Regions from separate parts of the Homo sapiens genome. Here region 2 is linked to region 1. Evidence: read pairs that join two places in POLR2A ChIA-PET (ENCODE). Cell type or tissue: A673. All regions are shown on one strand.

Region 1 (2,500 bases):
TCCCAGCACCCTCTGCTGGGCTCTGCCTAAAGCAGAGGAACCAGCAGGGCCTTTCAGAGCAGGGAGGTTGCTGAAGGAATCAAACAGAGACAGGGACTTCAAAGCCATTCATGCTGAGTGAAGGCAGTACTCCAATTAGGCTCCTTCCCTCCATTTCCTAAAGGCAGCTTTCCAAATCTTGACATCCAAACCCTATAAATTATTTTCCTCACCCTTAAGGGGACATAATTGCTTGAATTCAGGCAACTATGGACCACTCATTCCCTGCCCCACCTCAGTCACCCTCTATGCACCAGTAGAAGCCACCAGAGACCAGAAGCCAAGGTATCCAATCAGATCTTCCATGATCCATCACTAGTTCTGTCACTTAACAGCTTTTAAATGCTGGTCAAGGCAACCTTTTTTTTGGTTTCTTAGCTATAACATATGGATAAAAATCTATACATGCCTTGTCTGCCTCACAAGATGTTGTGACAATAAAAAGTGATAATTTGCTGAAAAGGACTTTGAAAACTGTAAAGTACTATGCAAAATTCAGCTATTCCTGCTTTGATATCAATGTCTATGAGTCAAACCACAATGTCAGTTTAGAAAAACAATAAAGCAAGTTCTTACACATAAAATGTATTATCTGAAATTTTTATATCAACCAAATAAACAGAATTATCAGCTTTCCTAAGCTTGATGTGGTAACAAGCTCATATCCAACATCTCAGTAATCTACAACGTAGATTCCACATGTAGAACCTGGTATCATCTCAGAAGCTAACCCCAAGTCAAATCTAGTTAGAGTCATAGAGAGCTGCACCTCATCCCCACACCATTCTCTAGGACAGGAGTCCACACAAACGAAATCAAAGTGCTTGGGATGGGAAGACAAGCTGGAAATTCCTGTGTGTTTAGCCAGGCTGCAAACCAGACACGTTGGGGAGTTTTTGTTACTCCCCCTGCTTTGAGGCCACCCTTTTCTCATAGTGACATTCCTGCCTTTGCAGTCTCATTCGGTAGCACCTCTGCCCATGCACTGGACTTTAGCGCCCTCTAGGTGGGGGTCTGTCCTCCTAGCCACTAGAGCCATGCTGTCCAATACAAATATAATGCAACTTATGTAATTTTAAATGCTCTAGTAGCCATCTTTTAAAAATAAAATAGTAGAATTAATTTTAATAATGTATTTTATTTAGCCCAACATATCTAAAATATTTTCTTTTCTTTTTTTTTTTTTTTTTTTTTTTTTTTTGAGACGGAGTCTCGCTCTGCCGCCCAGGCTGGAGTGCAGTGGCACGATCTCAGCTCACTGCAAGCTCCGCCTCCCGGGTTCACGCCATTCTCCTGCCTCAGCCTCCCGAGTTGCTGGGACTACAGGCGCCTGCAACCACGCCCGGCTAATTTTTTGTAATTTTAGTAGAGATGGGGTTTCACTATGTTAGCCAGGACGGTCTCGATCTCCTGACCTCGTGATCCGCCCGCCTCGGCCTCCCAAAGTGCTGGGATTACAGGCATGAGCCACCGTGCCCGGCCTCTAAAATATTTTCAACATGTAATCAATACAAAACATTGTTCAGATATTTCATGTTCTTTTTTTCCCCACACTAACTCTGAAAATCAGTATGTGTTTTATATTTATAATACATTTCAGTTTTGGACTAGCTGAATTCCAAGGGCTCCAGAGCCACATGTGGCTGGGGGCTACTGGATTGGACAGCATAGCACTAAAGTAAGTCACTGCCATGCATAACAGTCTTTGCCCAGTGCCATTTTGTTTCCTAGATCCTCAAAGCCAAGTTTCCAAGGTTTCCAAACTGCTAACAAGATAACCTGAGGCTCCATGGTAATAAGAGGGAATTAGAAGAGTTAAGCCTCTCTACTCTTCCCTTTATTAACTGCCAAGCACCACACACACCCCACACACAATATGTTTGAAATATACAAGTTCCTCCCTCTTCTCCTAGAAACTTTTGTATTTCAATAGGAACTTAAACTTTTTTTTTTTTTTTTTGACAGAGCCTTGCTCTGTCACCCAGGCTGGAGTGCAGGCGGTGGCATAATCTTGGCTCACTGCAACCTCCACCTCCTCCCAGGTTCAAGTGATTTTCTTGCCTCAGCCTCCCGAGTATCTGTGACTACAGGCATGTGCAACCATGCCCAGCTAATTTTTGTATTTTTTAGTAGAGACGGGGTTTCACCATGTTGGCCAGGCTGGTCTCAAACTCCTGACCTCAGGTGATCTGCCTGCCTCAGCCTCCCAAAGTGCTGGGATTACAGGCATGAGCCACCATGCCTGGCCTGCATCTTCTTGAGTAGGGACAGTGCAGTGGCCAAGACAAGGGATAACTGCAGGATCTGGCCATTTAAGGATGACAGAGTTAGTGAATGTAATCACCTCAAGTGTTTCTTGGCTCTGAATTTAATTCAACAAGCATGTGTTGAGTACTTACCAAGTATCCTGCTAGACAGAGAAAACCCTGAAAATAGGGACCAGCTCTTCCTCATCTCCGTA
Region 2 (2,500 bases), 180 kb after region 1:
CACCTTTTTTTCCTGTTACATTAACTGAAGATGCACCCAATCTTGAGGCAGCTTCTGAGTTGAGAATTATATTGTTATCCAATACTGTTGATTCATTTTGAATCTTTAGACACTTATCTCTTGCTGCATAGGCTCTTTTTAAAGGTGCTTTCACATAGCACAGACATTACCAGTAGTCTTGTCAAATAGCAGTTGGTGTCTTCATTTTATGTATATTTATCATAAGTCTGATTTTTTTTAAGCGTCTTGAATGGTTTTCTGGAGAGACAGCATTGATAAGTGGCACATGACGGTATCTCAGTCATAAGAGGGTTGCATGATTCCTTTGAATGTTTGATTTGGAAAAGCCTAGTCTTGTCTCTCAAGAGCATCTCAGACCCAGAACATTCTCTAGTAGTGCACTCAGTTAAACAGGGCAAGTGCTTCACTGCATGGAAAACACTTTGAAGAGACAAAAAAGAAATCTTATTTCTTTTTTGTAGCCTTTCTGATATTTACAATAATACCACTAACTGTTTTCTTTATCGATAGCAAAGAACGATACTTTTTGCAATGTAATTAGACGTTCTATAGTGCTACAAGGAAATGCCTTCCAAAAGGAGGCTCATGTATAATACTCATTTACAAAATATATAATTACGCAAATAAATTTTAAATATAATCAATAATAAAGACTGTTCTGTGGATGTTAGTGTTTAATACATTTTCTATTTTGTACAGTGATTTCAGGCCTTTTGTTTTCTTGAAATCAGCAGATATTTAGCCTAATTCTTAGCATTATTTTGTCCTTTGCACCAGTACTTTTTTGTGCACGCTTTTTGTGATCTGTGTTAAAAACCTGCATGGCCAACATTGCAGCTCCAACTTAAACTTGTTATTCAAATAAATATTTAATTTTTTAAATTGCTCTTGTATAATCAGATTCCCCTTTTAGTATTATTTTAGAAGCATTGGGAGGGTTTTGCCTAAAGTACAATTTATTGGGAAAAACTAGATTTTAGTTTTATAAAACTTTTAAGTCTTTCATGGGACCTATATTTAGGTGTTATCTGTGTTGCATAAAGTGGAGGCTTCCTTATATTTTAACCTACTAAGCAATTGAGGGATTCCTGTCATTAAGCACAAGCACTGGATCCTCAAGTGCCCATCTTCATCAGAGAAAAAATAGCACATCCTGCACGTTTCTGGTGCTTCCTGCTCACAGGCACCAAAGCCGCACACATAAACTGACTTACTGCCAAAGGAAATGACCCCCTGCGAAGATGGAGCTCCTGGAAGAGGCTTTAACTTGGATGCGCCCTCGTCCAGGAACCAGCGGGAAGGGCAGCCTTTATGCGTGTGTAACTAGACCTTCAGCCATAAGCATGGTGCGCAGCATGGAAGAGCCTGCTATGGAACTGAAATTGATTGAACATTTTATAGGAATTGATACAGATGTTGGTCCTAAAAAGCTACAAACCAGTGGTCTGCAAAATAAAATGTGTTGGAAACCTCTGAGTAAGAAAAAAGAAAAAGAAAATTGCCTACATTTGTTATTTCAGAGTTCATGAAACTGTACAAATTCTATTCACAATTTTGTGGGGGTAAAACATATGAGCCCAATAAGAATGATTTTTATTTAAATCATAAAGAATTCATTGAAAATTATTAACAATAACTTATATAATATTTTGATGCTATAGAAGAAAAAGGACAACCCAACAATTAACACATACTCTTGGGTTTTAAAGATTAGCCTCAAAAGATAAGATATTGTTACCATCTTATGCAAACAAATCCTATCATTTCCTTGGACATATCCTGAGTAGAATACAAACCCTTATGGTACCATCTAATAGGGTTTAAGATTTTAACACCAAAATAAATTCTTCATTTATTAAAATTTTATAACAAAACAACATTCTTTTCAAAAGGATTCAATCATAAAAAGGAAAGGAGACAGGCTGGGAAACATGGCGAAAACCCATCTCTACAAAAAATACAAAAATTAGCTGGGTGTAGTGGCACACACCTGTATTCTCAGCGACTTGGGAGGGAGGTGGGAGGATCACCTGAGCCCAGGAGGTCAAGACTGCAGTGAGTCGTGATTGTGCAACTACATTCCAGCCTGGGTGACAGAGAGAAACCCTTTCTCAAAAAAAAAAAAAAAAAAAAAAAAAAAAGGAGAACCGAAAGAGGAGAAAAATCTTACAGAGAATGTCAGTTTCAGGATTATGTTCTAGTGACCTGAATCTATACATTCATCGACAGAGACGTGACTCCCACAGTTTGTTTTGCAGATAGCTGTAAAGTAATTACACAAATTGCACCAAGTTCTTTCCAGATGAACTGAACACTTAGAACTAGAGAGTGTTGCCAATTTGATCAGAAATTAGATGTGATTCTGAGATTGAGAAAATTGCAGAAATATGATTTTTGAGATTTTGAGAAAATAATTCTTCTCTTCTTCAAGCTGTACAATGGGATCTATAGACAAAGCAAACTCTTCTATCTATACAGA

What was found. Peaks named below come from ENCODE experiments on the same cell type or tissue, not always from the same donor. Only the 100,000 strongest peaks of a DNase experiment are listed, where the experiment ranks them.
Region 2: POLR2A ChIA-PET joins it to region 1 with 17 read pairs; 1 of 35 experiments calls an interaction of 5 or more read pairs at or near these places.

What each region holds. Positions count from the first base shown.
Region 1 is chr2:199,485,116-199,487,615 of GRCh38, forward strand. No RefSeq gene overlaps it. Among named protein-coding and RNA genes, the nearest start is that of SATB2-AS1, 18 kb to the left of the region's middle. In A673, CTCF peaks have their summits at 22 (motif pointing left) and 1,050 (motif pointing right); DNase peaks (open chromatin) are centred at 16 and 1,036.
Region 2 is chr2:199,661,204-199,663,703 of GRCh38, forward strand. No RefSeq gene overlaps it. Among named protein-coding and RNA genes, the nearest start is that of LINC01877, 54 kb to the left of the region's middle. In A673, no CTCF peak of the experiment used is centred here; a DNase peak (open chromatin) is centred at 1,248.